3 separate regions of the Homo sapiens genome follow, and all the other regions are linked to region 1. Evidence: chromatin loops called from intact Hi-C (ENCODE). Cell type or tissue: natural killer cell. All regions are shown on one strand. Region 1 overlaps ZBP1 (Z-DNA binding protein 1). Region 2 holds the start of LOC105372692 (a long non-coding RNA gene). Region 3 overlaps PMEPA1 (prostate transmembrane protein, androgen induced 1).

Evidence for each region. Hi-C counts contacts between places; a loop is a spot of excess contacts. Peaks named below come from ENCODE experiments on the same cell type or tissue, not always from the same donor. Only the 100,000 strongest peaks of a DNase experiment are listed, where the experiment ranks them.
Region 2: a loop joins it to region 1, with 6 times the contacts of the local background. A loop is called at or near these places in 6 of 110 quality-filtered maps.
Region 3: it touches region 1 in a loop (6-fold over the local background); 6 of 110 quality-filtered maps call a loop at or near these places.

Annotation. Positions count from the first base shown.
Region 1 is chr20:57,601,423-57,609,422 of GRCh38, reverse strand. ZBP1 (Z-DNA binding protein 1) reads left to right here. Exons shown (of 8, transcript NM_030776.3): 8 at 4,654-5,571. The coding sequence ends at 4,850. Among named protein-coding and RNA genes, the nearest start is that of ZBP1, 15 kb to the left of the region's middle. In natural killer cell, no CTCF peak of the experiment used is centred here; DNase peaks (open chromatin) are centred at 3,422 and 4,112; H3K27ac peaks cover 2,232 bases.
Region 2 is chr20:57,714,593-57,722,592 of GRCh38, reverse strand. LOC105372692 (a long non-coding RNA gene) reads right to left here and starts at 3,919. Exons shown (of 6, transcript XR_007067675.1): 1 at 1,936-3,919; 2 at 1,135-1,258. RefSeq lists an enhancer at 7,005-7,533. In natural killer cell, no CTCF peak of the experiment used is centred here; a DNase peak (open chromatin) is centred at 3,982; H3K4me3 peaks cover 385 bases; H3K27ac peaks cover 453 bases.
Region 3 is chr20:57,677,798-57,685,797 of GRCh38, reverse strand. All of the region lies in intron 1 of PMEPA1 (prostate transmembrane protein, androgen induced 1), which reads left to right. Among named protein-coding and RNA genes, the nearest start is that of PMEPA1, 28 kb to the left of the region's middle. RefSeq lists enhancers at 3,332-3,832, 4,142-4,191, 4,282-4,341, 4,752-4,861, 5,242-5,311 and 4 more and a silencer at 3,760-3,923. In natural killer cell, a CTCF peak has its summit at 4,357 (motif pointing right); DNase peaks (open chromatin) are centred at 4,397 and 5,387; H3K27ac peaks cover 2,913 bases.

The DNA.
Region 1 (8,000 bases):
TCAAGGCAGTCTAAGCCCAGCAGAGACTCAGGGGAGGGGGCTCCACTGCCAACAGGAAGAGGGGAGAGGGGAAACCAGTGCGGTTCACCGTCCCAGCCACCGTTTGGTCCCTGGAAGCTGCACAGGCTGGTTGCAGAGCCTGAGGATTCCAACTCTGCAGAAGGGAGCTCGGGGCCTCGGGTGGGGGCAGCTGGAGAGTTGGGCAGGTCCACGCAAGGTGGGGAGGGCCAGGGCAGGTGTACCTGGTGGGTGGAACAGTGTGGACAATGGCCTGGAGGTGAGGACATGACAGTGTGGGAACCCACAGGGGTTTGAGGGTGACCTGAGCATGGAGAGCAGAGCCAGGGCCTGGCTCCAGGCTGCAGTCGATGCTAAGGCAATTGGAAGCCATGGGGGGCTTTGAGCAGGAGAGGGGCTGGATGAGATTTTTGCCTCCCATGTGAAAAAAGAATTAGAAGGCGGATTTCCGCTCCTACCCTTTTGGGATCTGGAATAAGGAATCACACCCAGTCCCACCAATGGGTAGAAAACATGGATTCACGGAATCTGGAGGACTGGCCGGCATCCACCCTCCAGTGCCTGAAGGCCCAGGGGATGCATGTCCTGGAAGTCCAGAGGGTCTCCTCACCCCAAGGGCCGTGTCCTTGCTGTCCCAGCAACTGAGGAGACCCTGGCCCCACGTGTCTTCAAACTCTCCCTCCAGGACCCCTGGGAGCCCCATGCACATGTGACACCTGCAGAACGGGGACCAGGAGCGCATTCCTCAGGACTCAGGCCATGAGCATCTGGGAGCATGGACTTCCTTCCAGCAGCAAAGGGAGTCTCTGAGACCTCCAAGGCCACTGGGGACCCTTGGGAGGGCATGTGCCACCAGATGGGGATCCGGCTTAGGACCCCACAGCACAGGCTGTCTGCAGAGCCCTGTGGGTCTCAAGCCAGACCATTGAAGACTTCTCTTTCCGGAAAGAACACAGCACTGTGTTTTTTAAAAATAGCCACACTTCTGGGTGTAGTGGCTCATGCCTGTAATCCCAGCACTTTGGGAGGCCGAGGCAGGTGGATCACGAGGTCAGGAGATCGAGACCATCCTGGCTAACACGGTGAAACCCTCTCTCTACTAAAAAATACAAAAAATTAGCCAGGCATGGTGGCGGGCACATGTAGTCCCAGCTACTCAGGAGGCTGAGGCAGGAGAATGGCGTAAACCTGGGAGGCGGAGCTTGCAGTGAGCCAAGATCATGCCACTGCACTCCAGCCTGGGCGACAGAGCAAGACTCTGTCTCAAAAAAAAAAAATGGTCACACTCCCAGATTTGCCCTGCAACATCCTGACATTCTTCCCTAAGGTTCTAGCAGAAGAGCTGATGACATCTTTGCCCCTTGCCCTGACCCACCCACCTCTCTTTGTCCCCAAGAGACATCAATAGGCATAGCTCAGAGATATTATGGGTGAGTTCCAGAACACCCCAATAAAGCAAGTCATGCAAATTTTTGATTTCCCAGTGCATATACAAGTTATATTCACACGATGCTCTAGTCTATTAGGTGTGCACTGAATCACGTTATATCTAAAAAACAATGTACATACCTTAATTTTAAAATACTTTATTGCTAAAAATGCTAACCATCACCTGTCTTCTGCCAGTCATCATCTCTATGCTGGTGGAGGTCTTGCCTTGATGTTGATGGCTGCTGACTGATCAGGGTGGTGGTTGCTGAAGGTGGAGGCAGCTGTGGCAATTTCTTAAAATAAGGCAACAATGAAGTTCGCTGCAGCAATGAACTCTTCCTTTCATGAAAGCTTTCTCTGTAGCATGCAATGCTGTTTGATGGCATTTTACTCATACTAGAACTTCTTTCAAAATTGGAACCAAGACTCCCCAACCCTGCTGCTGCTTTACCAACTAGGTTTATATAGCAGTCTAAATCCTTTGTTGTCATTTCAAGAATGTTCGCAGTATCTTCACCAGGAATAGATGCCATCTCAAGAAACCACTTTCTTTGCTCATCCATAAGAAGCAACTCATCTGTTCAAGCTTTCTCATGAGATTGCAGCAATTCAGTCCCATCTTCATATTCCACTTCTAATTTGTGTTTTCCTGCTATTTCCACCACATTTGCAGTTGCTGCCTTCACTGAAGTCTTGAACCCCTCAAAGTCATTCATGAAATTTGGAATCAACTTCTTCCAGACTCCTGTGAATGTTGATAGTTTGACCTCCTCCCATGAATCACAAATGTTCTTAACGGCATGTAGATTGGTGATCTTTTCCAGAAGATTTTCAACTTACTTTGCCCAGATCCATCTGAGGAATCACTCTGTGTTGCACTTATGCCCTCATAAAATATATTTATTGAAGAATAAGAAGTGAATGTTGAAGTTACTCCTTAATCCATGGGCTGCAGAATGGATGCTGTGCTAGCAGGCATGAAAACAATGTTAATTCTTTTTTACATCTCCATCAGAGCCCGTGGATGAACAGGTGCATTGTCAACGAGTAGTAAAAAAAAAATTTTTTTTTGGCCCTCAATCCAGGATGCGGAACACTCAGATCCTGTGGTATGGACGATGAGCAGTGAAATGTTCAAAGGAATATTTTGTTTTCTAAGCAGTAAGTCTCAATGCTAGGCTTAAAATATTCAGTAAACCAAGCTATATACAGGTGCTCTCATCTAGCTTTGTTGCTTCATTCATAGAACATAGGCAGAGTCGATTTAGCATCATTCTTAAGGGCCCTAGAATTTCCAAAATGGTAATTGAGGAGAGGCTTCAGCTGAAAGTCACCAGCTACATTAATCTCCAACAAGAGAGCCTGTCCCCTTTGAAGCTTTGAAGCCAGGCATTGACATCTCCTTTCGAGTTATGAAAGTTCTAGATGACATCTTTTTTCAATAGAAGGCTGTTTCATCTACATTAAGAACCTGCTCTGTTGTGTAGTCACGCTCATCAATGATCTTAGCTAGAGCTTCCGGGTAACCTGCTGCAGCTTCTCCATCAGCACTTGCTGCTTCACCTCACACTTGCATGTTATGGGGACGGTTTCTTTCCTTAAACCTCATGAACCAACCTCTGCTCACTTCCAACTATTCTTCTGCAGCTTCCTCACCTCTCTCAGCCTTTAGAATTGAATAGAGCAAGGGCCTTGCCCTAGACGAGGCTTAGGTTTAAGAGATTGTTGTAGCTGGCTCGATCCTCTATCCAGACCACTAAAACTTTCTCCACACTAGCCACAAGGCTGGTTCACTTTCTCATCACTCATGTGTTTGCTGAAGTAAGACTTTTAATATCCTTCAAGACCCTTTCCTTTGCCTTCACAATTTGGCTAACTTTTGACCTAGCTTTCAACTTGTCTTAGCTTTGGACATGCCTCCCTCACCAAGCTTAATCATTTCTCACTTTTGATTTAAAGTGAGAGACGTGCAACTCTTCCTTTCACTTTAGCACATAGAGGCCGTTTGGGGTTATTTATTTATTTATTTATTTATTTTTGAGATGGAGTTTTGCTCTCGTTGTCTAGGCTGGAGTGCAATGGCACAATCTTGGCTCACTGCAACCTCCACCTCCCAGGTTCAAGGGATTCTTTTGCTTCAGCCTCCTGGGTCGCTGTGATTACAGACCTGCACCACCACGCCTGGCTAACTTTGTATTTTTAGTAGAGATGGGGTTTCTCCATGTAGGTCAGGCTGGTCTTGAACTCCCAACCTCAGGTGATCTGCCCACCTCAGCCTCCCAAAGTGTTGGGATTCTAGGTGTGACCCACGGCGCCCGGCCCATTGTAGGGTTATGAATTTTCCTAATTTCAATATTGTTGTGTCTTCAAGGAATAGGGAGGCCTGAGGAGAGGGAGAGAGAGGAGGAGATGGCTGATCAGTGACAGGTTAGAGCACACAGATTTATTAATTAACTTCGTCATCTTCTACAGGTGATATTTGTGGCACCCCAAAGCAAAGCAATTATAATAGCAACATCAAAGATCACTGGTCACAGATCACCATAACACATATAATCAAAATGAAAAAGTGTGAAATATTGTGAGGATTACCAAAATGTGACGCAGAGACAGGAAGTGAGCATATGCTGCTGGAAAAATTGGCACTGATAGACTCGCTTCACACAGGGTGCCACAAACCTTCAACTTGTGAAAAATGAGTGCAATATCTATGAAGTGTAATAAACCAAAGTACAATAAGGTAAAGTGAGATAAAATGAGGTCTGCCTGTCACTTCCTCCTTGAGTGGCGGGCGGGACCTTATCCTGAGATGTGTAAGGCCTGGAATGGTTTTTGTTTTGTTTTGTTTTGTTTTGTTTTGTTTTGTTTGAGGAAATTGCTAATCAGAGACTGTCAGTGCCAGAGCATGTAGAGCCGTCTTTTGGGGTCCCTGGGAGGACTGGGAGAGCCCTGGGATGGGGGCTTTCTGGTGTTATTTCTGCTCCTCCATCTCACTGCTGTGAAACTAGGACAGGACTGGCTACATGATCTGGGGGCCCAGTGCAAAGTGAAAAGGTGGGGCTCCCTGTTCAAGACTTTGTACAAATCTAAAGACAGTAACAACAAAGGCTCAAGCTGAGCTCGAAATCCTTCCAAGAGCGGGTCCCTGTGGAAATGCCCAGGCCACGTGCCCATGAAGCTGATCCCCCATCTTCTCTTCCCTAGGTCGTCGTCCCGCAGACACACAATCCAGAAGTCACTTTCCTCGAGACATTGGTCAGCCCATCACTCCCAGCCACTCGAAGCTCACCCCCAAGCTGGAAACTATGACTCTTGGAAACAGGAGTCACAAAGCTGCAGAAGGCAGCCACTATGTGGATGAAGCCTCACACGAGGGGAGCTGGTGGGGAGGTGGGATTTAGTGCACAGCCTCACGTGGGGCTTGGACACAGGCTGGGGGTGGGCGCATGCTAGGGAGACTAGCCTGCTGCTCTCTGCATTCCTTAGCGTCTTGTTTGACCTGCTTGCTTCCAGACATAACCTGCATGAATCAGTTTTGGGGGAATGGACCTGGCATGGGGATGGGTTCAGGCCAGGTCTTTTGATGGCCAGGAGTAGATGACAGGGAGTTGCCTTGGGGAACCTTTGGTGTGCCAAGAGGAGGTGGGTAGATGGGAGTGGGGCTCGGTCCCCCAGGCCCAGGGGACTCTCTCCACTCTTTCCTGGGCTCGGGGCATCTGCCTGGAGTTACCTTCCATCATGGCTACCTGCTGTGGTTTGAATGTTTGAGTCCCAACAAAATTCATATCAAAACATAATCCCAACTGGGTGCAGTGGCTCACGCCTGTAATCCCAGCACTTTGGGAGGCCGAGGCGGGCGGATCAATAGGTCAGGAAATCCAGACCGTCCTGGCTAACATGGTGAAACCCCGTCTCTACTAAAAAAAAAAATACAAAAAATTAGCCGGGCGTTGTGGCGGGCACCTGGAGTCCCAGCTACTCCGGAGGCTGAGGGAGGAGAATGGTGTGAACCCGGGAGGTGGAGCTTCCAGTGAGCCGAGATCGCGCCACTGCACTCCAGGCTGGGCGACAGAGCGAGACTCCGTCTCAAAAAAATAAATACATAAATAAAAAATAAACCAACCATAATCCCCAGTGCAGTGGTATGAAGAGATGGGGCCTTTTGGAGGGGATGGAGTCAGGAGGGCGAGTGGGATTGTGGGATTAGCGCTGCCATGAAAGGGCTTGAGGGAGCCTGTTAGTCCCGCTTGCCTGTCCGCCATGTGAGGATGCAGTAACAAAGTGCCATCCTTAAAGCCGAGACCAACCCCTCATCAGACACTGACTCTGCTGGCACCTTGATCTTGGCCTTCCCAGACCCCGAAACTGTAAGCAATAAATTCCTGTTGCTTATAAATTACCCAGGGTGAGGCATTTTTTTATAGCAGCCTGAGCCAACTGAAACACTGCCCCACTCTCTCCTCACCTGAGGTCTCACTTCCTCAAGGCCCATTGTGGCCACCTGACCTCCTTATCACCCGACCTTTCTAGAATCTTCTCTCCTCAGCCTTGATCTCTCAGGATCTTTTAGCTGGACTCCCAAAGAGAAAATTCTTTCCCACCCCGACCCTGGGTCCCCAGGCCCTGGTGGAAGTCATTGGCTGACCCATGGGTCAGGTGACCTCTTCTGGCCAATCAGCAGGGAGTGCTTGTGGATTAGCCCATTTTCACGCTGCCGATAAAGATATACCCAAGACGGGGTAATTTATAGGCAAAAAGAAGTTTAACGGACTCACACTTCCACGTGGCTGGGGAGGCCTCACAATCACGGTGGAAGGCGAAAGGCACGTCTTACATGGCAGCAGGCAAGAGAGAGAATGAGAGCCAAGGGAAAGTGGCTTCCCTTATGGAGCCATCAGATCTCATAAGACTTACTTCACTACCAGGAGAACAGTATGGGGGAACCATCCCCATGATTCAATTATCTCCTGCTGAGTCTCTCCCACAACACATGGGAATTATGGGAGCTACAATTCAAGATGAGATTTGGGTGGGGACACAGCAAAACCATGTCAGCTTGTTATTTACCAGACCCCACCACCCCGCTAGGGGCTAAGTTCCCGTAGAAGGGCTATGGGCTCTGCAACATTTCTTGAACCATGGGGTGGGGTGGGTAGTGGAGGGATTTGGTGGGGCATGGTGGGAGGAAGATGGAGAGGGATAGAGGGAGGTGGTGATCAGCTGGGCAGGGTGATTGTGGAACAAGGACTGTGTCCGTCCTTCAGTGTGCACATAGGCACACACACATGCACACACAGGTGTACACACACACATGCACACACACAGGCACTCTGCTGCCCCCAACTCCAATGCCACACCCAGTCCTCAGGTGGGCGTTTGTCACACTCCACTCTGTCTCCTTCACTGGCCTTGGCATCTGACACCCAAAAGCTGATGCCCCTGGGGCTAATGTCTACCTTGGCGGGGAGGGGCTGGCTCATCACAGGGCCTCAGTAAAAACAGTTATTGAACAAATTCATATCTCCTTGCCCAACTCGACTGGGAGGATCTTTAGGGTGGATGCTTTGACATATTGGTCAGAACCTAGACTGATATATAGAACTTACAGTTCATCCCTTAAAGGGGATTCGTAAGACATTGTTTGAGCTCCTTGATCCAGTCATTCCTGAAGCAGAACCTATCCTAGCACTTACCCATTAGAAGAACTGAGATGTCCCCTTAGTGCTGAAGCCAGCTCCACTGGGATTTCCATTTCTGAAGGGCAGCTGCCCCCTCACCTCCCCTACCCACTCCCCTTAGCTCACTGCTACTCAACCTGAGGCATGACCTTACCGAGAGATTTCAGAGCTCCCAGGCTAGCTGGATGCCTCCTGTCTGCTTCTGAAGCCTCCTCTGCTCCCCATATCAAACCCACACTTCATTGCCCCAACATTGCCTTGTCATTAGTCTAGCTCTCGTCCATCGAGACTCATTTGGTCGTAGATGATAGAAAGCTGAGACCTGCTTCAGCACAAAAGGGGATGCACTGGATCTTCTAATAGACAAGCCCAGGCATAGAGCCTGCTTCAGGAATGTCTAGATCCAGGAGCTCAGGTGATCTCTTAGAACTCAGCCTCGCTCCACCCCCCTACTGCTTTCCTCTGTTTTCAATGATAGCCCCCAGCAGCTCCAGGCCCCCACACCACTAGCTTAGCTACCCAGTGGAGAGGGATGACTTTCCCGACAGCAAAAGCCACAACAGATGGCTTTATTTGTATGCCCATTCCCCACCAGTCATTGGCCAGAGCAATAGAATGCGGTGATTGGCCAACTGGTATCACATAGCTTATCTCTGGAACCAGGATGGGGAGCAGCCACCCCCAGTCACATGGCCTAAGGGTGATGGATCAGCTGTTTTCTAAATTTACCAGGAAAGGGATGCTGGACAGGCTAGAACCTCAGAAGTCCGCTACACTCCCCAGCTTTGAATGAGGAATTTACTGGACTCAGGGGCCCTGGCTTTCAACTCTTATACCTCCAGGGTCCAATGTATGCTGGACAAGGCCCTTCAC
Region 2 (8,000 bases), 110 kb before region 1:
CACTGATCAGAATGGCTACATTAATAAGAGCGGCAAACCGAGTGCTGGGGAGGATGTGGAACACCAGGAAGTCTCCGTCCACTGCGGGTGGCAATGAATGGGCGTCGGTACGACCACCTTGGAAGACTGATCAGGAATATCTATTATAGCTAAATACAAGCCCACCCTCTGCCAGCGTTCCCACTCCTGACAAAGGACCCCAGAGAAAGGAGAATAAGTGTGCAAGGAGCAAGCCAAGAGACAATGGTAAGAGTGTCCACAGCGGCCCCACCTGCAAGAGCCAACAGCTGGGAACAACCCATGCCCATGACAAGAGAAGGGACAAATCACGGTGTCTGCACACAAAGGAAAGCTGCAGAGCCATGAAAAAGAACAAAGCAGCATGCCTTTGTGCTTAGGGTGAACCTAGCACGCCTAACCGTGAGTGAAGAAGTCAGACCCAAAAGAATACATACCGCAGGATTCTGTTTACAGAACATCAAGCCTAGGTGCCTTGATTCATGCCTATAATCCCGGCACTTTGGAAGGACATGGTGGGAGCTTGAACCCAGGAGTTCAAGACCAGCCTGGGCAACATAGCAAGACCTCGTCTCTACAAAAAATTAAAAAATTAGTTGGGCGTGGTGGCACGCACCTGTAGTCCCAGCTACTTGAGAGGCTGGGGTGGGAGGATCACTTGAGCCCAGGGGAGATGGAGGCTGAAGTAAGCCATGATCACACCATTGCACTCCAGCCTGGGTGACAAAGTGAGACCCTGTCTCTAAAAATACAAAAATAAAAATAAAACAATAGAAAGTCAAGCATGAACTAAAGAAATCTACCGTCAAAGAAGTCAGAATCGTGGTTATCTCTTCTGCAGGGACGCAGGCGGGCAGTAACTAGAAATGAGGGGGGCAGTAACTAGAAATGAGGTGGGCAGTAACTGGAAACAAGGTGGGCGGTAACCGGAAACTTTCTGGAGTGACGGGAATGCTCTCAATCTTGATCCGGGAGGTGGTGATCCAGGTATATTCAACGTGAAAAGTCATCAAACAATCGACTTTGGATTTGTGTGCTTTGCTCTCAATATATGCGCCGTCAACAACAAAAAAGCACTACTCTGCCCAAGCATTCAACCTACATCAACGCACTTACCCCTGACCATAACCGGATGAAGAGGGAGCTGTTATCCCCATTTCGCAGAGGAGAAATCCTGAAATCTCCACGGCTCCCTGGAGGGTGGCAGGCTGGGTCCTGTGGGCCAGATTCCCACTGTGAGCTGCAGAGATAGAGGCCACACCTGCAGGTGGGCTTCCCTGGGTCCAGCCAGAACCTGTCCTTGCCCTGCTCAGCTCCGGAAAGACCCCATCTTGTGGTACTGGAGGATGCTGCCATACCATGGACCCCCAGTGAGAACAGAGCCAGCTTCAAGGGATGTAACGTGTAGCCACATGGGGCTCTGCCCTCAGAAGGGGCTCTGAGTTCTGCTGTCACCAACCTGAAGTTCTTGCTAATTTTTGAACATGGAGCCTGGCATTTTTAGTTTGCAATGGGCTCCACAAATGATGTAGGAGAGCTTGAATAGAACACCGTGATGTTTAGCATGGCCCTTAGTTACTGAAGGGCCGTTCTATGGAGAGAGAAGCATGTTTATGCTGCTAGGAAAACAAATTATGGAAGTTATAAAGCAGGCAGACCTCAGCCTGATGTATGGAAGGACTTCCTGCCAGTGACAATGGTTCTAAATGAGCTGCCTCCAAAGAAAGAGTGTTACTCTGTGCCAAGCGTTCAGCCTGCATCAACGCACTTACCCTTCACCATAACCGGATGAAGAAGGAGCTATTATCCCCATTTCGCAGAGGAGAAAAACTGAGACTCTGCAGATTTTATTAGCTTGCCCTGCGTCACTCATCTGGTTAGCAGTGATGCTGGGACTTGAAACCAAGTCTGACTTACTTGGAGTTGGCATCCACCACCAGAGTCCTCAGAGATTCAAGCTGCATGCTGCACATCTGGGGCCAGCGGAGAGGCTTGCAGCCTCGGAGCCGCTGGGCTTCAGAGCTCAAGGCGGTGATTTCGGGATTTCAAACACAGACAGGAGGCAAAGCAAAGAAAGCCAGGGCAGTCACTGTGTGCCAGCCACAGAGCCCCCCCCCCACCCCCCCCCCGCGGGCTGCTGGCATGGGGAGACCAGGGAACAAAGCTGCTCAGGGCATTCAGGAGCTGGTGGGACACATGAGTAAAGCTGACATCTGTGACACTAGGGAGGGGTGGGGACCGAGGCAATTCATGTTTAAAAAGTGTTTAAATACCATGCAGGCAAAACCAAAACCCCTCCTGCAGGCTGCACTCAGGTCACCATTAGTGGTAGCTGGTTTAGACTGACAGCCCCATGAGGGCAGGGAGGGTGTGTCATGCCCAGCACTGCCCCGCACTGCCCCCCACCAGCCCAGCACAGGGCCTGGCAAGCAGGTAGCCTGTTTACAGGACACGTGGCCCCAGTGGCTGTCTGTCTCACTGCCCCTCTTCCTGCCCAATGCCACCCCATAGGGCTGGGCCATGCCATAGGGGGCAGGACCCCAGCTCACCTGGCTCTGCCTCACCCACCTGATTCCTATCCCCTCCTCTCCCACTTCCCACTAGCACAGGCCTAACTTAGAACGTTCTTGGAAAAAAAAGGCTGAGTACTAGACAAGTATTGGGATAGCGCAGGGGTTAAGAACAAGGGCCCCAGGAGTAGACAGACCTGGATTTGAATCAAGCCCCACCACCTCCTAGCCACGCGACCTTAGAAAAGTTACCTCGCCTCTCTCTGCCTTGGTTTCCACATCAGCAAAATAGGAATAATAATGGTGACTAATCTGGTTTTTTTTTGTGAATATTGTTATATAAGACTTGTAATTTTGTTAATGTTAAATTGCATGTAATACACGTGAAATGCCCAGAACACCACTTTACACGTAATAGGCATTCCATCAGTGCTATCTGTTCTTCTTTGCTGTTGTTGCTGTTGGAGACAGGGTCTTGTTCTGTTGCCCGGGCTGGAGTGCAGTGGCACAATCATAGCTCACTGCAGCGTCAAACTCCTGGGCTCAAGCCATCCTCCTGCCTCAGCCTCCCAATTAACTGGGACTACTGGCATGCACCAAGACACCTGGCTAATATATTTCTGTCTTTCTTTTTCTTTTCTTTTTTTCTTTTTTTCTTTTTTTTTTTTAAGAGATGAGGTCCCACTACCATTGCCCAGGGGTCTCAAACTCCTGGGCTCAAGCAATAATCCTGCCTCAGACTCCCAAAGTGCTAAGATTACAGGTGTGAGCCACCGCGCACCTGGCCTGCTATTGTTCTTTATTGCATGAACAATTGCCATTTATCAAACACCTCCTATGTGTTAAGCTCTGTGCTGAGAACTAGTCTTTGCAATAATTATTCAAAAAGTACCTATTGAATATAAACTGGGGCAGACCTTCCTCAAAGCACATGGGTACCTCCCCGTGGAGCTCACACCCTTTTAGAGGAGATACAATAAAAGCCAGGATGGGGCAGAGCAGTGGGGAAGAAGGGGAGGTAATGTTGAACCACCTGCCCATGGTTACAGAGGCAGCAGGCCTGGGACTCCCGACGCTTCCCTCCTGCCTTATACCTGATCTAAGAAGGCCCTGCTGGGCACACAGTAGATGCTCAGCAAATGTTCTGTTGAAGGGCTGGAGCCTCACAAAACCCTACTGATGCAAACAGGCTCAGCGAGGCTGAGTGACTTGCCCAAGATCCTAAGAGGTGGTGGAGGAATCGCCTTTCACAAAAAAGAACAAGCGCTTCGGAGCCGCCGCCGCTGCAGCCCCGGCGGACCCAAAGCCTTTAAACACCGAGGCCCCGCGCCCCGCCCCGCAGCCACCACGTGGATTTAAAACCCACGCAGCCGCCGGGCTCCGGCCCCTCTCCCACCATTGGCCGAGGCCACCAGCACTTGTATCCAATAGATCGTGCTTCTCCCGGAATCCAAACTTGGGATTGGCCGGTTAGCTGTGTCATTTCGGGCTGCCCATGACGTCAGCCTGTCTGGCACCCCCGCCTCTTCGGTGTCTTGGCCGCTGTTAAAGGAGCCGCAGGAGGTAGGACTTGAGAGGTGCTTCAGAGGCACTATTAAGTAAAAATTTTTAAAAATTTTTCTAAATGAATGCTCATGGTAGAAAATAGAGCAAACAATATGAGAAATATATTGCATTTAATCCATTGCACAAAGCTGACCACTGTTAATATTTTGGCAAATATCATTTTAATCCTTTTTCTAATAATATTTTTGTAAAAAGTTGAGATCGGTTCTGCAGCCTATTTTTAAATTTAGTTTATATGGGACTTTATATCATCAGATAATTTTTGAAAACAAGGTTTTGAACAGTTTTATGATCACTGCCTTTTATTTACGCATCTTCTATTTGTTTTTAATTTCATTGCACTTTTGCTTTTACGAATGAAGATAGGATCAACGTTCTTCTCCTTAAAACTGTTCACTTCTCTGATTATTTCCTTAAGATATGTGGTAGACTTACCGGTTGCAGATACACATACTTTAAGGGACTAGTCCACATTGCAAATTGTTTTGCGTTCATTCATTCAGCAAATATTTATTGGGCGTGACCACATGCCAGTCACTGCTAGGGGCTGTGGACACGGAGAATAAGACAGATGTAGCCTGTGCTGCCTTCAAAGATGCAATGCCAGTTTCATTGCCTTTGAAGCCAGCTCTTGGACACCGATTCCCAAGCCCCAAACTGACGACAGATTCACCCGTCCGGAGGGCTCCATGTGCAGATGGGACAGGACCCTGTCTCCAACCCTGGCATGGAGATGTAGGTGAAGGGCACAGAGTGTTTTCCTGGGACTGTTGGGCACCGTCGTGCCCTGTTCCTCTGGGTTCCCACAGTGCCTTCCTGGCGTTCTAGATGGCCTTGCAGACGTCTCAGCATTTGTCCCTAGACCAGACACTGGGGAGACACAGGACACAGTCTAGCTGGGGAGAGACACTGAATGAAGCCACTCACAAATTCACACACACAAAATTATAATTTATAATTTGAGATAAGTTATCCAAAGGGAAGAAGAGGGATTTAGTAGGGTCTGTTTGTATTTTGTCCGGGACGGGGAGCCCCTGGGATGCACAATGCGCAGTGTTAATCAGTCTTCCCTCCTATCCATGGGGGTACGTTCTGAGACTCCCAGTGGATGCCTGAAACCTCACACAGCACCGAACCCTATATACTCTATTTTTTCATACACATGGATACTACAATAAGGTTTAATTTATAAATTAGGCCTAGTAACAGATTGACAACAACAGTTAACAATAAAATAGAACAATTATAACAATATAGTGTAATAAAAATTGTGTGGATGTGGTCCCTCCCCCTCTCTCTCTCTCACTCTCAAAATATCTTACTGTACTGTACCCACTATTTTTGGACCTCGGCTGACCATGGGTAACTGAAACCTTGGAAAGGGAAGCCATGCATGGGGTGGGTGGCGGGGGACTACTGTAATTAGCTTTTTCAAGAGCTTGCTCCAAGCCAGGCCCTGTGCTGAGTGCCCTGCATGAGTTACCCATGTAATCTTCCACTGGCCCTATGAGTGGATGGATACCTGTCAGATCTCCACTTTTAAGATGAAGAAACTAAGGTCCGGAGTAGTTCATTCACTTTCTTCAGCAAGGTCACACAGAAGTGGTAACATGTACTTGCCTGACCCCACGGTTTTCAGCATGCAGAATTCAGGTTTGGGGGAAATGGGCAGATGAGTGGGTAAGCCCATCAGAGGGGATACCGTGGAGGCAGAGCTGGCCTGCGCTAGTCACTGTGCAGCCCCACGGCTTGTTGCAGCACCTGGCACGAGGTGTGGAATTGTCTCTGTGCCAGGTGTGGTGCCTGGCATTAGCACTGCACAGAGCCTGGCAGACACGGTCATGTCCGAGTCCTCTGTGATCAGCATGGCCTTTGCTGTCACACCCAGACCACTCTACCTGCTTCCCCTCAAACCCAGCAGCAGAACACCAAGGGCCAGCCTCCCCTAAATCGCTCTGGTGTCATTGAGAAGCACAGTTTTATATTATTAATTACTCCTAATAACAGTACAATGTGTCATTCATGACAAGAGAGACGCAGAACACTTTTGGTTGGGTATTTCTGGTCCGTGAAATCAGCTTGAGTGACTCATAGTTCTTTCTGAAAGTGTTTCAGACATGAGTTAAACATCTGGAATCTTCCATTCCCCTCTCAAGCTCAACCTGTGGTAGAAAAGTCTGTGTATTAAGCTATTTAAGGTAACCAAAGACCCTGCAGGGCCTGGGCTGCTGTCAGGCACTGAATGGATCCTAGCTCAGCTCTGCCTTTCACTGGCACCTTGAATCTTCTCCAAGTCATGGCCCTCTCTGGGCCTCAGTTTACCCATCTGTCAGAAGACAAAATTGGCTCTAATGTTCCCTTCTGTCCTCTCCTTCTGCCCACCCTTGTCTCCCTGCCTGGCTTCCAAAGCCCTCTCTTCTCGGGAAGAATTCAGTTCCCTGCTGGAATTGAAAAATTGGACAGAAGAGAATGGGATGGCACCCCGGGATGGAGGTGGGGGTGTCATCTGTGGCCAATTTAGCCGAGCATCTTTGGATTGCTGTTGGAGAACTCAACCATCTGACATTTGTCCAGCAGCAAAGCTCCTGTATATTTGTACAGCAGCGAAGCTCCTGTATCAGCGCCTAAACACACACAACACAACCAAGAAAATGCGAGAACACATGCAGATGCACGCACAACACACACATACCCTCATAGCACAAATACTCACATGCGTACCCCAAACATATGTACAATACAACGTGCACCCTCAAACCCTCAACACAGACGACACACACCACACACACACAAATACCCCACAGCGTGAATATGCACATGTACGTCCTGCATATACATGCAACGCACACCCACAAGCTCACAGTGGAGACCACACATGCACAACACGTCTTTCTGGCTGAGACTTCTGGTTCTGGTTGATACCATGCAAACGCTCCTTGCTCTTCTTGGTAGGTGCTAGCCCAGGTGACTGGCTTCTGGATACTCAGCTGCAAGAGGATACTTGGAGGTGGAGAGGGTGAGTGAGCGGGAAGACTTGTTAGCCAGTCATGAAGGCAGCCAAAAATGGGATTTGGATGTGTTTGTGGGTAGGTGTCCCTCCTGCATTTAGTCCACAGAGGTTTGCCAAGCACCCACTGCAGGCCAGACCCCAAGCAAGGCATGCCAGACTGGCCTGCCCCCTGGAGCAGTGGAGGGGATGGTGAACTCACAGACACCGAGTCCAGGGGCCGCTGGGCCCTGTGCTGAGGCCTCCCCACACTGCCTCTCCCTCACTGTGAAATCCCGCTCCTCCCTGTTTAGTGGCAGAGGGGACGCAGGTTCAGTGAGCTGAAGCAGCCTGCCAAGGCTGCCCACGCCAGACCCAGAGCAGGTGCTGGAGTGGCCTCTCACCAACCCAGCCGCTCCAGCCTCACTCCGCTGCAGAGTCAGCTGCCCCTCATGGTCGGAGATGAGGTTTTATGAACAGACACCACCAGCGGTGAGGCAAATGGTGGATCCCCGGGGGCCTCCGTGGAGCTGAGGGGGACGGCGCCAACCGAGTCCAGTGGGACGGCCAGGGGGACGGCGCCAACCAAGTCCAGTGGGACGGCCAGGGGGACGGTGCCAACCGAGTCCAGTGGGACGGCCAGGGGCACAGTGCCAACCGAGTCCAGTGGGACGGCCAGGGAGGACCCAGTCAAAGGCAGTGAGGAGGGAGACAGGGTGCAGAAGGCATCATTTGCTGAGGCCAGCCCATGGGCTTTAGGGCCCAAGTACCTGATTCACATCCCAGCTCCACCTCATCCTTGGGTCCCTGAGCCTCAGTGTCCCCATCTGTCAAATGGGAATAATATCAGCTTGGACCTCAGAGGGTTGTCGTGGGGATCCAGTGAGCTCATTTCTGGCTCTCCGTAGGATCCCAATGCA
Region 3 (8,000 bases), 76 kb before region 1:
TTAAGTGAACAGTGCTACAACAAAATTGCTGCTACTAGGTGTTAGAGACATCTTAGCAGGCGCCTTCCCAGAACAAGAAGAGCCAGAATTATTTGCTGGGCGGCCACGTACAGTCCTATTTTAAGAGCGACCTGGAGGGCAGCCCAATCACAGATGATGGTTTCTAGTTCTCTGGAGCAGCCAGCCCCCTCCCCCCAGCCAGTCCACCAGCAGACCCCAAACCAGACCGATAACTTAGCATTTTCATTTAAGTCCATCTGACAAATCGTTTTAGGCCGAGAAAGCAATACTGCATCTTTAAATGGCTACTTTGTCAGCGCGTCTCTGTGCGCTGTAAAAAGTCCTTTGTTATCTGTGTCTAGACAGCACGCCAGCGGAATATTTGGTCTGCGTGAGGGGAGAGAGATCTGACAAGGTTGAATTCATTTACCGGCTTATTTAAAGCGGGATTTCAAAACACTTGCTCATAAACTGTTTTCGGCCCAGACTCCCCGGCCTCCTCCTAGCCCACACTGGCTTTTCTTGCTTTTATAATTTTTCACCTGCTCGGGCAGTTAGCTGGAGGTTGCAGCCGGGTGGGTACCCTGGCGAGGAGAGTGACTGCGGCTTGCAGCTTTTTTCTTTTTTTAATTGTCCTCTTTATGACTGTCTAGACGTTCTGCAGATGCACGTTCTCGGGGGAAATGGCTTTTCCCTCTGGTTACAGTACTTGGGAGGGTTGCAGACGGCACCCCCTCCAACCGTTTGACCACCCAGCCCCCTTTCTAAAACCCCTCAGCCATTCTTCCTCTCCTTAAATGAAGGCACTTTGCCTCCTGGCAGCATCTTTGTGTTTATAACACATTTACTTGACTGTGCTAATTTTATACCATCATCGAAAAAGGAAAAGTGACATTCCAGGTTTTCTTCTCTCTGAGGGGTGGGCAGAGACCCCCCCCTCCCAGCTCCTCCCCACAACTTCCCCCATTTCTTCTTACAGCTCCTCCTTTTGTGGCAATGTTTTGTTTTGTGGCATGCCTACATGCCTAGACAAATAAAACACCAGAGGTTGGCTTCTTAAGGATGAAAATATCAGGGCTAGTTGAATGCGTCCGAGGTTTTAGTTCTGCCAAATAGATGCATTAATTAACCTCATTGCCATAGCGACTAGGTCATTGTTACCGCAGTGAAAAACTGGCAAGCTATGGGGGTGGAGGGTCTCCCGGGCCCCCCAATCACCCATCACCCGCCCAACAGGAACCGGTGCAGAGGCCAAATAGGCATCGTCCTGCCAGCAACCAGAAAGTGGTCCCACTTTGGCTCCTTCAGACTCTGCAGTGGGTGGTGGGGGCGGTTCTCAGAGCCCCCCTCCTTCTTAGGCAGCTACACAGCCCAGTGGACTTGGGAAATTCAGTTGACTTCCAGGCCCGCTACATGTTCAGGTCAGGAGGGAAGCAGGCTTCCGAGTTCCCTTCTGGAGCGAGGGCTGCGGGGTGGAGAGAAGTCACCCTGCCCCCCTCCCAGCTAGACCCCTAACTCCCCGACCCCCACCCGTGAAAACTATTGTCATTACCATTGACCTGCTGCAAAGCCATAAATTTCCACCCGCCTCCCCTCCCGCAGTCATCAATCTGCCCTCCGGTTTTTACTTGGTAGGGGGCACAAAAGCTGGGGAGGGGGAGTCAGGCGTGGGCAGCTGACCAGATGTCTCCTGGGATCCCTAAACTGCGTCTCATTTCTGCCAGATGAAGCGAGTCTAACCTATCAGCCTACTTGACTGCGGTGTTGCGGAGCCGGGGGTGGGGCGTGGTGGGACATTTCGTCTGCAGGAGATAGAGAAGGACATCCCATAACACTCCAGGTTTCTTGGCCAGATCTTTTTATTTCTACCCCCAAAACAGACAGCCCACAGGCAGGAGTGGTCTGTTGAGCAGCTACTCCCATTGTGCCCCGCATGGGTTTATGATGGACTTTGTGCAGGTGGCTGGACAGTGTGCTTCGGAGGCCGAGAACTCCAAGAACTCTGAGAGCTGCTGGGCTCTAGTCCTTCCCTCTTGGTGGCAGCCTGGAAGCCTGTAAATTTCCCCGCGGAGTGGGGAAGTGGGGTGACTGTGCTTGTAATATTTCAAGTTATACAGTCATTCGGGGGTTCTTTCTGCTCTCTCATAATTACAGCATCTTTAAGAAGAAATATCAACATGAAGTATTTTCAGGGGAAGAGACTTTTAAAAGAAACACACACACACACACACACACACACACACGCACACAGGCCAGAACACCACCACCGAGTTAGTATAGTAATGCAAGTTCGTAATGCATGCAGGGCTGCTCGCTCCAGGAAGCTCCCAAGCAGGAATGTTCCTGAAGGATGGGCTATTAAATATTGGATCCTCAGGCTGGCAGATGCGTCTGCGCTGTAATTGGGTCTTTCCTGGAGTAATTAAAGGAAAATGATTATATTAACCCAAGTCACCAGGCCAGCATGGCATAGAGAACTGAATGGCAACAGTATTGATGTTTCCCTCCAAAAACTGGCCTCTCTCAGCACATCAAAAACGCACCCTTGGCTTGAGTTTAGGGAGCTTTCCTTTCTTTGCACTTTTTATAATTGATCGCGTGTCTCCTGGCCTTCTTTTTCTTTTTAAAAAGCAGTGGGGGATATCCGTGCCCTCTAACGTGAGCAGCCTCTACCTGCTCAGGGAGATCTGAGCTTAAGGACAAGTGTGGCGTAAATGCCCCCGGAGACTGCGGCGTGAGAGATGACATTGAAAAAGGTCTGGCTTTTAGAGCTCAAACCTGGGAGGCTTGGACTCTTTTTTCTTCTTCTTCTCCTTTTCTGAAGAGTTGGAGAAGCCGGAGTTTCAAGACCGTCTTGGTGTGCTGCCTTATTTAGGAGGCGAGCTGCTGCTCATTTGTCAGGCAAAACAGATGTGGTGGGGAGACAACATCTATTTTCATAATTCGAAACAAATCTGGCGAGCCGCCTTCCTTTTCAGCGGGGCCTGCTCATGCAGAAAGCCCAGCTCCCAGGCAGCATCTAGCAGAAATATTTATAGCTCATCCATTGAACTTTCCTTCCTCCAGGAGGAGTTGGTTTCTGCTGGCGATGGGGACACAGACTTGACAGGGAGTGGGTGCTGTTTCAGGGATTTTTTTTAAATCAAAAACTGGAGGAGTGTGGGTCACAGCCAGCGACGCAGCTGTGCCTCTCCTTCTCGTGTCCTTTCGTCTTCCAGGTGTGGGGCGGTGGGCACGGGAGCCTGCTCTGTAGCATTCAGCAGCCTCTTTACTGGGAGGGCAGTTAAAGGCTGACTTTGAAACTCCTCTGGGCCGGCGCCTAGGACCCCGACACTCCAGGGAGACCCAGAACCTGGGCCCCTAGTTACCAGTGACTTTGTGCTTAGGTATGCAAGGGCAGCGGGCTGTCATTTCCCCATTTTATGGATGAAACCACCGAGGCTCAGAGAACAGCTTGCCCAAGGTCACACAGGGAACCGCTGGTGGAGCTGGTCCCCCGCTCTGAGCACCATTCACACTCAGCTCAAGCCTTCATTCCCACTGGGAGCCTTTGCTACGCCGTCACCTCCCATCGAAGGTAGCTGTGTCTGTCTGTGTGTAATAGTGACCTAAGGAAGGAGGACAGACCCGGTATTTGGGCGAATCACCCATCTTCTGTTCATTTATCCAGTAGGTGAGCTCCTTCCCTGTGCCACTGGAGATGGGAGGACCTGGTGAATGGAACAGGCCTGAGCCTGCCCTCAGGGAGCTACTAGTCTGGTGCAGATGGGAAACAGAGTCAGATACTGAACGGAGGAGGAGATTCGACAGTGTCACATGACTGTGCCTGGGGGCTGCTTTATTGGTCTGAGAGGGTCTCTCAGCAGGGCTGACCTTGTGCTGAGAATGAGGGATGAGAAGGAGTCAGCGGTGGGAAGACCTTGGGGGGAGTACCTCAGGCAGAGAGGAGAAGCCGAGAGGGTGAGGTCTGCTAAGCTAGGTGTGGTGGCCATGTCCAGTTCCCAGCTGGCCGTGTCACCTTGAGGGGGGACTGACCAGGTTGCAGTTCCTTCTTCTGTAAAATGAGGGGGTGACTAAAGCGTACACAAGTTCTGATTCTGGGAAAACCACAGAGAATCGAGTTTTGTAAGGTGCTGCCAGCAGGGGAGGAGGTGGAGGGTACGTGGAGAGCTCTATTATTGCTTACAGAATTGAACGTGAAACGACAATGGTTGCTAAATTAAAAAGTTGGTTATTTTAAGCAGTGAAAGGTCTGGGAGGGCCGTTCCCTTCTTGATGCTGGGACCACCCTTGTAAGAGGCAGCGCCACACCATCCTCACGGTCGTCTCAGGCAGGGGACACCCTAGAGAGGTCTCTCGCTGTCACCCGCAGATGGCAGAAGTGGGACTGGCTCCGGGGCAACCCCTGGTTGCCTCGCACAGGGCTCCCTCCCTGGCAGGAAGGAGGCCCATGCAGGGTGAGGGTGCCCTCAGGAGCTCAGGCAGGCGGCAGGTTTGGAGGGACGGGGGTTCCCAGTGGCAGTGATGGAGGGGTGTTTCTCATTCCCCACTGCCGTGATTCCATGCAAGTGGATGGAGCGTGCTGGAGAGGTCAGGAAGGAGCATGGGCGCCTGCCTCACCCCTGCCCCACCAGCACTCAGGCAGGCCTCACAAATCACAATGGGCCCTGTCCCTGGTAGCACCCAGGGTTGATGAATGGGGACTCCCAGGCCCTGGGGCACTTGGAAATCCCTCATGCAAAAGGTGGAAACTAGAAGTTGTCCTGCAGATTGACATTCTCAGAACTCCTTCCCTCCCTTCCTCACTGACCCGGCCCCGACCCGTGGGATGATTTTCATTCTCCTGCCTCCAGAGAAGGACCTGTGCTTACGTCCTCACGCAGACTGCTCTCCGCCACTTTCCCTCACCCATGTATTCATTTCACAAGCATTTACGAAGTGCCTCCTGTGTGTCTGGCATGGTGGTTGGTGCCAGTGTGCGTTGATCGGTGATCAAGGTGGTTGCGACTCCAGCCTACAGAAATGTACAATCCAAGTGTGAAATGAACAACTGCCCTTTCCTAAGCGTTTGCTTTCAAAGCAGATGTTTTTAGACTAAGTTGTTGTTATTCTTCAAACCGGTTGTGTGTGGTTTCAGTCCCTGCTTCTGTCTTCACATTGAGGCCTAATTAGGAATCAGCTGTTGCCTAGCTAATGTTTATTGAGCAAGCACTATGCACCCGGCACTGTGCCTGAGATATTCACTATCATCTGATTTAATCCAGAGTTTCTCGACCTTGGTGCTGACGTTTGGGCTCAATAATTCTTTTCTGTGGGGGACTTCCCTGTGCGTGGCAGGGTGGATGTTTAGCTACTTCCCCTCGCCCACTGGATGCTAGTAACACCCCCTCCCAGTTGTGGCAACCACAAGTGTTTCCAGATATGGCCAGATGTCCCCTGGGGCAAAATCATCTCCGGTAGAAGAACCACACCTTAGCCCTAGCAGCTGCCCTTGAGGTCCCAGTCCCTTCATCTGCAGAATGCGGGTGTTGACGGGACTCCCCAAAGCGGCTCCTTGGGAGCTTTGAATGATATAATGCACTTAAAGCTCTTAGCACAACCCAGCTAAAGCTGGAGTGGCTGCAGCTCTCCCCGCTGGTGTGTCTGAGTGTCTGACGGGCAGAAGTCGTTTTTACCATCCACTCATCCCCCGACGGTTCCCTGGGGCTTGCAGTGCAAGCCAGACTCCATGCCACAAGCTAGGCTCACCTTGCAAAGATGGTCAAGGTCACAGCCATTGTGACCCTCACTCCCACCAGGGATGCCTGCGTGGACAGCCTGTACCCAAGGAACTGGAAGGCGCAGGCTCTGGCTCTAGCCAGCTTTGCACGGTTGCTCTGTGTCTCTGGGCAACTCCCTCCCCCTCTCTGGCCCTGTCCTTTTCTCATCTGACCCATTTTAGGGGCTTCTAAGCCACTCTCCTCCCCTAGAAACTCAGTATCTAAGAGGGTGAGTTTTTTCCCAAGGTTTTCCCCTGGGTCGTTTACAATTCTGATCACTTAGGGATCTCTGAGCCACTCACAGTGCCAGGTGACCACCCCCTTCCAGCATAACAAATTCACCTATGTGGCTCCAGCAGTTGCTTTCACATCCTGGGCTTCATAATTGAACAAGTGGTTCCTTCACTAAGGAAGCGAGCGCCTGGTTGGAATCTGTTCATCCATAGCGGGCGCTTGTAAGTCCATTCCCTGCAGGTCCCGGAACCCGCCACTGAACGATGTCAATTTCAGCCTGTTGGACACGGCTCCCGCATTGTCTGAAAGGAGCTTCCCCAGCAGGTCTGATGTGTGCCGTGTTTGGAGAGTCACACTGGAAAATGATACCTGAATCGTTTCAAGTTCACGTTGTCTATGCTGCCTTTGCCCCAATACACACCCATGGCCACCTGCAGGAAGTCTCAGTGCAGCTTTGCCAAGCCCCAAAGCAGCTAGCTCCTCATTGTATCTTCATGCTATGCCCCAGGAGGTAGGGTTTCTTGCCCTTGAATGAGACAAAGGTTTCCTACCTCAGGGCATTTGCACTTGCCATTGTTTGGCCAGGAGTGTTTTTTCCCCAACTCTCCTCATATTTAAGGTCTCTGCTGAAAAGCCACCTCCTCCGAAAGGCTGTCCCTAACCAGATCATTTAAGGAGGTCCCCGCTCCTAGGTGCTCATTATCACAAACCTGCTCTAGTTCTGTTCCATGTTCTGGAGAAGACAGAGGAGGACTCTTCTTCAAAAACACTCGTGTTGTTCAGAGATCCCTGCAGTTCCTGGCTCTTCTGTGCCTGAAGTGCTCACTGGCAGAGACGTCCGCAGTTCTTCCTGAACAATATGTTGATACTTTACAGTGATGCTTTCTCTTGGGGGTACAGTGGTAGTTTGGGACATCCTTTTGGGAGTATTTGATTGTATTGGGGAGGCAGTGACACTTTACATCGGGGAATCCCAAGCTGCTCTCCCTCCCCTGGCTCTTGTCACCTTTAAGACAGAGGTTGGAGGTTCCATGCTTATTACTTGGGGCAGACAATAGGAGCCAGTGCTTCCAGATTACTTAAAATCTCCTTTCCTCGTTTCTAAATTTTAAATGACGTGTTTAGAATTTAATCTTCAAACCTGGGAGCCAGACCTGCAAGTGGAGAGATGACAGCCGAGAGATGGTTTCGTGTGGCTGCAGCAGCCAGATGGCAGATGCTGTGAGCGGGAGGCGAGGGAGGCTGCGAGAGAGGGAAGCGGCTTCTGTTTCGGCTCTTACCCTCCCTTTGCAGGAAACTAACCCCCTCCCCCAGTGCCAGGCCTGGGCCAGGCCCTAAGGACCGCTTAAGGCTGCTGGCCTCAGCCTCTGCCAGGGCGATTCTGGTGATGCCAAGGGACAGGGCACTCCCAGACCGTTCACTTGTTTTCAGAAAACTTTTTATTTTGAGACAATTGTTTGTTAGCATGCGGTTGTAAAAAATAATACAGAGAGGTTCTATGTAGATATCCTCCAGCTTCCCCCAATGGTACCGTCTTACATAACTGTAGTACAGTGCCAAAGCCAGCAGTTGACATTTGTCACAAACCATCAACCTTACCTTTCCCCAGTTTTACACACACTCATTCGAGTGTGTGTGTCTGTGTGTGTGTTTCGTTCAATGCAGTTTTATTGTATGCGTAGATTTGTGTAACCACCAGTCAAGACACAACAGTCCCATCACAAGAACATCTCATTCTACCCTTTTCTAACTGTATCCACCCCCTTACCCATGAAACCACTAATCTCTTCTCCATTTCTATAATATTGTTATTTTAAGCATGTTATAGAAATGGAGTCATACACTATCTAGCCTTTTGAAATTGGCTTTTTTCACTTAACGTAATTCTCTGAAGATGTCTCCACGTTGCTGTAGGTGTCAGTAGTTCATTCCTTCTTGTTGCTGCGTAGTGTTCCAAGGTATGAATGCACCATGGTTAGTTTAACCATTCACCTGTTGAGGGACATC